Linked DNA regions of Homo sapiens: region 2 is linked to region 1. Evidence: chromatin contacts called from ENCODE Hi-C or POLR2A ChIA-PET data. All regions are on one chromosome and are shown on one strand. The core of a region is the stretch at or near the end of the contact, and the rest is flanking DNA. Distances in the headings are between cores, read along the strand shown. Region 1 holds the start of NXF1 (nuclear RNA export factor 1). Region 2 holds the start of ZFPL1 (zinc finger protein like 1).

The links. Hi-C counts contacts between places; a loop is a spot of excess contacts on that map. ChIA-PET counts read pairs that join two places held with the same protein, here RNA polymerase II (POLR2A). Pooled maps may share reads with other maps.
Region 2: a loop to region 1 is called in a pooled map, with 9 times the contacts of the local background. The contact joins the promoter of ZFPL1 here to the promoter of NXF1 in region 1. A Hi-C loop is called at or near these places in 1 of 168 maps with a recorded cell type or tissue (naive thymus-derived CD4-positive, alpha-beta T cell) and 1 of 50 pooled maps. POLR2A ChIA-PET finds 5 or more read pairs at or near these places in 1 of 52 experiments (activated T-cell).

What each region holds. Positions count from the first base shown.
Region 1 is chr11:62,803,347-62,809,147 of GRCh38, forward strand. It overlaps NXF1 (nuclear RNA export factor 1), which reads right to left and starts at 2,094. Exons shown (of 21, transcript NM_006362.5): 1 at 1,983-2,094; 2 at 446-632; 3 at 73-226. The coding sequence starts at 2,010. It overlaps STX5 (syntaxin 5), which reads right to left. Exons shown (of 11, transcript NM_003164.5): 11 at 3,514-4,282. The coding sequence ends at 4,123. RefSeq lists enhancers at 1,887-2,386, 2,353-2,542, 2,563-2,612.
Region 2 is chr11:65,080,492-65,086,292 of GRCh38, forward strand. ZFPL1 (zinc finger protein like 1) reads left to right here and starts at 3,731. Exons shown (of 8, transcript NM_006782.4): 1 at 3,731-3,887; 2 at 4,200-4,309; 3 at 4,624-4,735. The coding sequence starts at 4,208. It overlaps CDCA5 (cell division cycle associated 5), which reads right to left and starts at 3,549. Exons shown (of 6, transcript NM_080668.4): 1 at 3,442-3,549; 2 at 3,138-3,232; 3 at 2,994-3,059; 4 at 2,873-2,908. The coding sequence starts at 3,487. RefSeq lists enhancers at 3,281-3,510, 3,591-3,860, 4,450-5,034.

The DNA.
Region 1 (5,801 bases), core at 844-3,343:
AAAATTAAACATCTCCACTCTCAGCGTGGCCTCCTATCTCTACTGTACCATCTACTTTCTCAAAGTACTCACTGTAATCTTGAACCAGTTCTTTGAGGTCCCATCCTGGCTGGTGCCAGCCCCTCCTCTCTCTGGAGGAGCTCTGTCTCTCCGCACAGTAACATGAATGCGATCTCGATCATGCCAAGTATCACCCCGACGGTTAGGTCGGGTGGTATAGGGGTTGCTGTGGGTAAGCAGAGAATAAAATGACCACAAATGCTAGGAAAGTCTTCTCAAAGGCCTTCCTGCACTGTTAGTGGGACTACAACTAAGACTGTTTAATCACTAAGCTAGTCCTGGCATTTCTCACTCTAACAGGTGGGAAAGGAAATGACATGGACAGTAAAAGGGCCATATAATCTCATGAGCCACTAAATTCAAACCAGACCAACTGGTCACTCACTATCGTACTCGGGGACCATCCTGGGCATCACTCATTGCCACATCTCCATCATCTTCCTCAAGGCGGGAAGACCGAATACCAGAACCGCCTCTTCCAGACCTACGGTTTCCTTCACCATATTTCCACCGGAAGGGACCCCGGCCTTTCTTCTTTCTTTGAGGGAAATTAACGCGTTCATCATCGTGTTCTAGAGTTAGAAACAGGAACACAAATTAGAAGTAAGTAACTGGTCCGGTTTGGTGTGGCAATCATAGCTTCTAGTACTCTGAACTATTGGAAGAGATACATACTAACGACAGAGGCCATCTCCATGCAAACTCCGCTCCCTATCCACAGGAAAGAACCCTCTCTGTGGGAGGGCAGCATCAGGGAAAAGTTACTGGAAAACTGTGTAGGGCTTTTGAAAAATGAAGTAGAAACTGGAATTAGAGAGAAGCAGGATGTAGAAATGTGAGACCCAAAAGTGTAACTGAACACAAATCAGACCTCTGAAAGCCACCTGAAATCTGCCACTCAGTACTTTGTCTATACAGTGCAGACGCCAGTTACAAATATGACCAGTTTAAGGATCCTCTAAAAATTCTCCTTGTTCTCAAACTGCCACTTTGAAGTTTTGTGAGGAGCTCTTCGTTTCCATGGCCAGAAATGTCCTTTAACTCAGGAGACAAATTCTAGACTCAGGCTCTAGTGGCAGTGCCAGGCTAGGGTGCTTAACCAGGGACCCTGGAATGCTCTCCAGGAAGATGACCTTCTGATTCATGCTGTGTAGGACTGGCGTCTTAAAAAAGGTCCCTAACTCCCAAAAGAGGTCTGCCTAATACCCAGCACTCTGTAAACAATGAATCTCAACAAATGACCCTAGGAAAAAAGAACATAGAAGGCGCAGCTAACATTCACTGAGAACTTTCTCCAGTGCCGGCCACTATGCTTCAGGCACTTGATAGGAATGATCTCATTTCCCCTCCCCACACACACTCTTAAGAAATGCTGTTGTTATTCCACATTAAGGGGGTGGAAAACGAGAGTTTTAAATTCACGGTTTCAACCTCCACCACGCACTCCTAACTTACTACAAAGAACTAACACCCAGTGTAGTGTTCAGACTAGAATATCCAGTTGATGTGTAAGTCTCGAATATTAAGCCAAAGCCCAGGCCCGAGAGTTCAAGACCGACTGGACGCAGTAAAAAATAGGGCATCAGGGCAGCCCACGAGCAGGGCACTCACTCACATTAAAGGAAGAGTCAGGCCGCCAAACCTAACTGACAGGCATCAACCACCCACAAAGTTCAAAGGAATCCCGTCACCCTACCCCCGAGCCATCCGCTCCGAGCCGCAGGTCCCCCAACACCAGGATGCCAGCAGGAATCCAGGAGTCAACAACTCGGGTGTCCACCTCGAGTGCCCGGCCCCCCGCGCGCCGCTCCCCGCGGACGCCGGGCCCCTAGCGGCCTCACGCCCCGGGGGCTGAGGCCTAGGCCGGCGCCGCCCACCCGCGCCCCAGATAGCCAGTTCCCGACCCGAAGACCAGCACTTACCGCTGTACGACTTCCCCTCGTCCGCCATGCCACAGCGAAGATCAAGGGCGGGCTCAGGCGCTGGCCGCTACGCCGGCAAACAACCTAACTCCCAAGCGCTCAGGACCGAAGTGTCCCTACGCCGGGCGCCACCGCATTTATACAGCAAAGCACGTCGCGCGCCGCTGACGTCCCAGGCTGTGGGCGGTGCCGCCGCCCGGAGAAAGCGCGGCCCCCTGCGCGTGCGCACACTTAAGGCCGTCGTTCGAGGGGCGGGGCCTGGCCCTCCACGCCCCGCCCAAGACCTGAACTTGCGGAACCCCGGCTGGCAGCCAGCATGTCCCCGCACCTTTTCATCTGTCCGCTGACGCTGCCCTGGCAGCTTCAGAGTTAGTGCTAGAGCACAGTGCTGCCGCCGCAGCCCAGAACTCAGTGAGGAAGGGGGCCGCACAAAGGGCTTCAGAGGAATGGAGACCGCGCCTCCAGGTGGGAGTGATGGCTCAGACCCCTACCGGAATCTAGCCAGTGTTTCAGCTCGGCTCCTTGTCTATACCTCGCTTTCTTCGCCTATAAGATGGATTAACAAATCACGAAGTTGAGAATTAGAATGTGAGCTCGAACGTTGACTAATTAAGGGCTTTTTTTCCTCGAGGGCTTGACTCGGCAGGTACTATGCCTGGCACATGGTAAAAACTCAACATATATTTGTGAAATAAATGAATTTGTGTTATGAATTTCCCCCACCCCGCCCCGCCCTGAGTTGCTGAGTCAAATGATACGACATCTGTCAGGGGTTTGGCGAGCATTGTCTTCACAGACCTTCCATCAATGGCGTCCCCTACTAGAAACCCATCGTGTCAACGGGGCAGACAGTGAAGCTCACCAGCAGTGGCAACTTGCTGGAGATGCCGAGGAGGACATTTTAAAATATCAGGGCCTTGGGCTCTCCTAGACCCCCAAAAGCACCACCACCAGCCCCTGACTGTTGTCTCTATAGCTTCAACTTCCTTTGGAATGTATGAGACAGGGGCACTCGAGTGACCTCAGAATGTGGTTGTGAGTCTCGGTCAGGAAGAACAAAGCACACTAATCTCCCTGGACGGTGGGTATTCTGGGCAGGTGTCTCCATTCTCTGTGACTGGCTTTGATTTGGTGAAGTGCTTGGAGGGAATCAAAAGCCTCAACTGGAGTTGGGAACAAATTCTTCACCTTCCACTCCTGGAAGCAGGCAGAGCTTCTGCCTCGCTTAGCTCAAGGAAGAATTACGGCCAAATAGTTGGAGGATACAGATGAAACAGGTCCAAACACTGCTTGAGATAGTCCTGGAAGTTGCCCCCAATCAGGGACCCCCTCTGGGATCCTGCTCCCCTGTGTGAAAGGAAGTTTCCACGCTAATGAAGTGTTGCAACACTTGGTTCTCCCCTGCCTAGAGGCAGCTGTGTGTCAGAGCCCAAAATAGCCTGTGTCAGCAGTGATACCTGGCAGAGCCATTAGCCCAACCCTTTCAGTTCTGGTACTGGGCAGTGGGCTCTCTCCACTCGCTGCCTAGGCCCTTCGACGCTCCCACCCAGAAATGATGACATGGCTAGTGAGGCTGACAGTCTTGCTGTAATTGGGAGAAAACGAGCTGCAGCACATTTGGCAGATTGAGTCACCAGCAGCCAATGTCAGGGGTTGTGCAGGCAGCTGAAGGGCTCAGGGCTCCCTGCCTCACATGGTGAAAGAGGAAGAAAGAGGTCAATTGGGAAAATTGGTCCCTGGGGCTGCTTCCTCTCTTCACTCACAGGAAGGTGGGTAAGGGCATCATCTCCCTTTGCTGCCAACGCTTCCTTTGGGAGAGGCTGGAGAGGGTTTATAAAAATCTCCTAGTGGAAACAACCTCCCCCACTGGCCCCCAGCTGGCCTCTGCTCCCTTCCAGTCACTTCACAGCAGAGTTCAAATCTAGAACCCTGTGTGTTTCATAGGCCTGAGGGTGGTGGGGGGAGGACAGGGTGGCCAGAGGCAAGGGGTGGGGGATCAGGGGCAGTGGTCATTCTTAGCAGTTCCAGGGAAACAGGGCCTTTCTCCCAAGTACCCTGCACAGGCTCAGTGGCAGCACTGGCCACTTGCCTTCCCAGGAGGGTCCCAAACCCCAACAGAGTGCCTCAGAGTAGAGAGGGTTCAAGCAAGGAAGACCACAAAGATGATGAAGAAGACAATGAGGATGAGGAAGATTTTGACCATGAGCCACCGGTTGGAGGTGACAGACTGGAAGTACTTGAGGATCTCTGAATGGGCGGCCTCAACGTCCAGCTGGGCTCCTAGCACGTTCTCGTCGATCCTGGGGACAAGGCCGGGAGAAGAGGAAACAAAAGGACACTGGATTAAAAAGAATGCTGTTGAAGTCCATTTATTGACATGGAAAGATGGTCACAATATGATCCCATTCTTATATATATTTGTGTATAGAAAAGGCTTTGGAAGGGTACTATAAACAAGTTATTTCTGGTTTGAAAACCAACTCTGCCATTTATTAGCTTAAGACTCTAAGTTAGTCTAACTTCAAGCTTCATTTTCCTCACCGGCAAAATGAGGATAACCCAAACCCTACCTTCTCTCAGGCTACTGTCTGTCTTCAATGAGTTAGTATAAAGTCCCTAACCCACAAGAGCCCCGAAAATGTTAGTTACAATTTTTCCTCATCAGTATTTACATTTTTATCTGGTGAGTATGTATTATATTTATTGTAAGGGGAAAAATGTTCACAGACCATTGCAGTCAGGAAATCATGGTTCTGAGTGAAAAAGGAAAACATAATGACACGGACAGGAAATCAGGGGATAAAAAAAGCTCTATGGCCAACCATGGTGGCTCAGGCCAGTAATCCCAGCACTTTGGGAGGCTGAGGTGGGCAGATGGCTTGAGCTCACGAGTTTGAGACCAGCCTAGGCAACATGGCAAAACCCCATCTCTGCAAAAAATACAAAAATTAGCTGGGTGTGCTGGTGTGACCCTACAGTCCCAGCTACTCGGGAGGCTGAGGTGGGAGGATAGCTTGAACCCAGGAGGTTGAGGAGCTTGATGCTGCAGTGAGATTGTGCCACTGCACTCCAGCATGGGTGACATAGCAAGACTGCCTCAGGGGGAAAAAAAAAAAAAAACACCAAAAAAAAAGGTATATGGACCCTAGTTTTGGCCAGGCTGTAATCCCAGCACTTTGGTAGGCCCAGGCAGGAGGATCACTTGAGCCTAGGAGTTGGAGACCAGCTTGAACAACATGGTAAGACACTTGTCTCTACTAAAAAAATAATAATAAATAAGTATATTGGAGGATGTGAGTAGATTACATGCAAATATGACAAGATTTTATGGGACTTGCGGATGCATGGATTTTGGTTTCCTCTGGGGCTCTTGGAGCCAATGCCCCACAATACCAAGGGATGAGTGTGCTTAATCTGATAGTTAGCACCTTGAACAAGTGATTAAATTGACATCAGCAATAAAAGGGATAACCTCATCAAGTGCCTACTAATGTAATCATCGCAGCACTAATTTAATCAGTGTTAGATTTAATTTAACATTGAACAAAACAAGTTGATGTCATGAAAAATAAAACAAAAGGCCCACTGAAGACACACATCAAATACAAAATGTGAATCTTCCTGGGTCTTAAATTGAAAGAAAAAAGATAAAAACTTTTGTTTTAAATATCAAATGGGGGCCGGACATGGTGGCTCACACCTGTAATCCCAGCACTTTGGGAGGCCGAGGCAGGCCGATCACGAAGTCAGGAGATTGAGACCATTCAGGCTAACATGGTGAAACACTGTCTCTACTAAAAATACAAAAAATTAGCCGGG
Region 2 (5,801 bases), core at 2,481-4,980, 2.3 Mb after region 1:
AAGCCTCAGCCTCCAGGGCTCACGCAATCCTCCTACCTCAGCCTCTGAGTAGCCGGGACTACAGGCATGTGACACTCTGTCTGGCTGATTTTTTTTTAGTTTCTTTGTAGAGTAGGGGAGGTCTCCCTTTGTTGCCCAGGCTGGTCCCAGCGACCTTCTGATTTCTCTCCCTGTTTCCACCCTTGCCTGCTGTGGTCCATCTGCCACACAGCTGATGAGGATTGTCCTAAATGTCCACTCAGTCCATAAGTATTTATCAGTCACCTGTCCTGTGCCAGGCACTGGGAACACAGCAGGGAATAAAACAGAGAAAACCCCTGCCCCATTCTAAGAGAAAAACAGGTAAGAAAATTCAGTATTATGTTAGCAGTATCAAGCACTACAGGAAAACAGAACAGGAGAGAGTGCTTGGGGCAGGTTAGAATTGCAAAAAGATAAAGGTCAATACATCCCTCACTGAGGTGACATTCAAGCTACAACTTGAAGGAGGTGTGGGAGTGACTCATGGCCAAGTTCTAGGCAGTGGGAACAGAAGGTGCAACAACCCTGAGGCCACAGTGTACTAGTCAGGGTCAAACAACAAGGAGGCCAGTGTGGCTGAAGTGAAGGCAAGAGGAAGAAACTGAAGATGAAGTTCAAGAGATAATGGGTGGCCAGATATGGTGGTTCACACCTATAATCCCAGCACTTTGGGAGGCTGAGGTGGGTGGATCACCTGAGGTCAGGAGTTTGAGACCAGCCTGGCCAACATAGTGAAACCCCATCTCTACTGAAAATACAAAAAAAATTAGCCAGGTGTGGTAGCAGGTGCCTGTAAGCCCAGCTACTTGGGAGGCTGAGGCAGGAGAATCGGTTGAACCTGGGAGGCGGAGGTTGCAGTGAGCCGAGATTGCGCCACTGCACTCCAGCCTGGGTGACAGTGCGAGACTCCATCTCAAAAAAAAAAAACACAGGGAAGCTGAACAAATTGGTGGTCACTGCTGACTACGACTTCCTCATTCTCTATAGCCAAGCAGTCACCCAGGTCCTGGCAACTTTATCCTGCTCGATGTACCATGAATCTCAGTCAATCAACAAGAATGAGTGGCTACTAGGAAAGGCAGAAGTCCCTACCCTCAAGGTGCCTGTGTTCTTAGAGGGGGGAGAGAAAGACATCAAACATGCAAGAAAATACACTATAAGAACTGATAAGGACCAGGCACAGTGGCTCATGCCTGTAATCCCAACACTTTAGGAGGCCAAGGTGGGAGGATCACTTGAGCCCAGGAGTTCAAGACCGGCCTGGGCAACATAGTGAACCCTCATCTCTATAAAAAAAATTAGAGAAAACATCAAAAAATTAGCCAGGCATGGTGGCATGTGACTATAGTCCCAGCTACTTGAGAGGCTGAGGAGGGAAGATCTGCAGTGAGCCGAAATCTCGCCACTGCACTCCAGCCTGGGTGGCAGAACAAGACCCTATCTTTAGAACTGGTAAGGCCTAAGAGAATTACATAGAGAAATGTGACAGCAATAGGGTAAGGGTGGTCAGGGAAGGCCACTGGGGGGCAATTCCCTCTGAACCCAGTACTGTATATCATCCTGGCTTTAGCTCACGCCCTTGGCTTCATGCTTCAGAATTCCTGGACTTCACGTCATTCCACTGGTCTTGGAGCCCCAGGGTAGCCCTTCTCAAAACCATTCTCCCCACAGCCCCCAGAGGGGTCTTTCTTAAAACACTCAAACTTGACTCGGTCACTACCTTACCCAGAACTCTCCAAAGGCTGCCCACAGACCCAAGAATGATGCCCAAGCCATGAGTGTGGCTTTTGTGCCTCATCAGGATCTGCTCTGCCTTAGGGTGCTTCCTCCCCTGCTGAGGTCTGCTGCAGACACTAAACAAATTGCTATTCCCCGAACCTTGATTTTTCTTTAAATTCCCAATCTCTGCAAACATGGCTTCTTTGACCTGGAACAAACCTACTTGTCTTTTTTTTTTTTTTTTTTTTTGAGATGGAGTCTCGCTTTGTCACCCAGGCTGGAGTGCAGGGGCGTGATCTCGGCCCACTGCAACCTCCGCCTCCTGGGTTTAAGCGATTCTCCTGCCTCAGCCTCCTGAGTAGCTGGGACTATAGGCACGTGCCACCATGCCTGGCTAATTTTGTATTTTTAGTAGACACAGGGTTTCACCACGTTGGCCAGGCTGGTCTTAAACTCTTGACCACAAGTGATCTGCCCGCCTCAGCCTCCCAAAATGCTAGGATCACAAGCGTGAGCCACTGCACCCGGCCTCTACTTGTCTTTAAAGACTCAGTTCAAATGTTTCTTCTTCCACGAAACATTCCCTGAGCCACATGGTCTGGGTTAGCTACCATCATAGCATCTAGTATTCCTTATTGCAGTCCCAGTACACAACGTTGCTATCACTTGTCATTGGTCTTTCTCCCCAGTTGACTCTAAGCCCTATCAGCTCTTCAAAGGAGTTCACATTTCTCAGTCAGTATGTCTTCAGATTGTCTATTAATGAAACATCCTTTGATAATAACTTCTGCTAAAACTGTAAAAATGTCATACACATGACTTATCTCAGAACACCCATACATGAAAGCTGAAGGCATAATGGATTAGAAAGGCAGTACGTGGAGTTAAGACATAGCTCAGCTTTTAAAGGAAGTTCCAGGAAAATGGTAGAAATACACAAGGCATAAAAAGTTAAGTGTATTAAGTCTTCAGGGAGTAATCAAGACTGGCAATGCATGCAGGTGCCCACAGGCAAACTGTTTTTGCAGTACTGCAAAACAGCTCCCTGGGCAGATGTGAGGAGCCAATGTGTGCTGTCCAGCTCTAGAGTGACCCAGATTCTACTTAATTAAGTAGATGAAAGTGAACTCACCCTAGGGCTCCTGCGAGGTGATTGGACAGCTGGGACCTGCGGGGGACAATACCAATTGATCACATAGCTGGTCCCCAGTTTTGCCCGCCTAACCACCCACAACACTCTCCTTAGCCTTTACCTCTACAGCATGGGCCACGATCCTCTTTAAGACGATGGGCTTTCTGACTGCAGCCGCACTGGGTGTCTGGAGAAGAGGGATGAACGTGAGCTCAACATTAGGTGAGGGGCCACAAGGGGAGGAAGTGAGAAATCTGGGGCTCACCTTCGGCCAGATTTCAGGGAGGATGCTCGGGAGTTCAGAGCCTGATTTCCGCTGGGACCTCCGCAGAGGCTTAGTAGGAGATGGGGCCCTTGGCCCTGGAAAGAGAAAAAAGTTAAGTGGTAGAGGAGGACTCTAGACCTTAGAGTCCAGAGAACAGGTTCTAGAGACAGCGAGAAGATTCCCAAACAAGCCCTTTTAAGGGCGCCTCCTCCGGCGGCGGCAGCGGGAGGGAAGAGGCCATCTTTCACCGGACTGCGTCCCCCAAACGGCTCGACCTCACGTCTCCCGCGCGCCCTCCGCTCACCGGAGCGCTGAGCGGCTCCTCCGGACCGCGTTCGCCTCCCAGACATAACTTAGGCTCCGTCTCGAGCTCCTCCAGCGCCGCCGCCCCGGGCGCGCGCCAACCGGGAAGGCCACTCGCTGCAAAAAACGTTCGAATTACCCGCCCTGCGGGAAAGGAAGCGGAAGTGACGTAGGGCTAGCGGTCTGCGGCCCTCGGAACCCCGAGTCTTTTCCACCCGTCTTCACCTCTAGCGGCAGCGGAGGCGTGGCCCAGGGGCGCGATGGCGTCATCAGCGCGCGCCGCACCCGGAAGAGACGTGGCAGCGGAGGGATAATCGGGGCGGCCGGGGCTGAAGGGAGAGGCGCAGGAGCCCTGGGGAGAGTGGTCCCTGCCCTTCCGCGCCTCGAGCCATCGCTACCGCCCTTCGGAACCAGTGCAGCGGCCGATCAGTAAACACAGAGACTGGGGTCTGTAGAGAAGGGGCGGGACTTGGAGGGGGTGGGGCTCAGGAGAGGTCTTGGGGGCGGGGCCGGTAGTATCGGGGAGCCTCTGATGGAGGGGCCTGGCCGGGGGCGGGATCCAGAAGGATTGAGGGGTCGCCGGAGGCGGGATTTATGCAGGGGGTGTTTCTCCGCATAAGGAGGGACAGTGGGCAGGAATCTGAGATCGGGGCGAATATGAGAGGTGTCTGGGGGAGTTAAGAGTGGAAACTGGGCTGGTGAGAGCGTAGTGGTGGCCACCAGAACCTGACTTCCTACCAACTCATGCCCCTTTCCCAGGATCGATCATGGGGCTTTGTAAGTGCCCCAAGAGAAAGGTGACCAACCTGTTCTGCTTCGAACATCGGGTCAACGTCTGCGAGCACTGCCTGGTAGCCAATCACGCCAAGGTGGGGCCTTCAGGGGAGCGACTGAGCAGGGCACTGGGTGGGCAAGGCGGTATTGGCTTCCTCCAAATCCATGAGGGGCCCCGCGCTAGAATGTAAGCCCCACAAGGGCAAGGACTTGATTTATTTTGTTCACTGATATATCCCCCGTTCCCAAGAGAGAGTCTGGTGCACAGTATGTGCTCAATAAATATTTATTGATTAAACAAACGAAAGGATGAGTCTCCTCTGTGGCTAGAGAAAAAGAGACAGTCGGACCTTGGGGTGATAGGCCGAGCAGCCCCAGCACCAGTTGTGACATCTCTCTCCCACTCCAGTGCATCGTCCAGTCCTACCTGCAATGGCTCCAAGATAGCGACTACAACCCCAATTGCCGCCTGTGCAACATACCCCTGGCCAGCCGAGAGACGACCCGCCTTGTCTGCTATGGTGAGGCCTTGGCACCTCGGGGGGATCAGGCCAGCCTCAGGGGCCAGCTTGGTGACTGGTTTCCAGGCCCTCCTCAAGCAGCAGGACAGTGAGTCCCCCGAGTCTCAGAGCCCAGATTCTAGTCCTGTTAAAGTTCCTTACCTGCTGTGTAAGTTCAGGCAAGTTATTCTTCCTTTCTAGGCCTCACTGTCTTTCCTAAAAATTAAAGCTCCTAGTTCCTCTTTCCTAAAAATTAAGCCCTGCCAATCTGGAGGTTTCAGCGAGAACCAGTCAAGCTTACGGGTATGCTGGTGGCCGTGACTATTAGCTAGCCAGACCGGCATGTTGCTTTCAGATATTCAGGATCCACCACTGATTCCAAGGCTAAACAGAGAGGAAGTGAGTTTCCCACATTAAAGTTAGCTAAAAGAAGTCAGCAGACATATGTGTCATGACTTTGACCTGAATCTGGGGTAAGAGCCTTAGCTCCAGTTTTTGAAGGAGCTCATGCAAGAGTCAGCTCCATATGTGTTTCTCCTTGTGAGTGCATGTGTGTACTTGCAGGCACTTAATGTACATTGTGTGTTTAAATGAGTGTTAGTGTGTTGATCTGTACTTGGGGTGAATGAATGGGTAAATGTATGTATGTGAACATATGAACACAGGTGTGTTGTGGGAGTGCAAGAGAATGCATGGTTGAGGGTGCCTGTTAGCAAACCTGTGAGTGTATAGATGTGTATGTGTGAGGGCTCCTGTACCCATAGTGTAGATATAGGGAATGCCACTTGTGTTTGATTATGTGCTTATAAGGACATGTACATTTGTGCCCAGGGATGTGTACATGTATATGTGTGCCTGTGTGTGTATCGAGGAACCTTTTCTGAAACTGTTCATTATTAGCCATTAGCCCAAAGAATATGATGAGTGCAGGCCCAGAGAGGACTCATTGAAAGGACTGAAAGGGGAGGTGGCGTTTTCTTCCTACCCAAACTTACCCCTGTGAGCTGGACAGCTTGGTAGCACCTGCCTGGACTTAGATGGTGGTAGCCAAGAAGACTGACATTTTAGGGAACAGGACGGGGAGGAG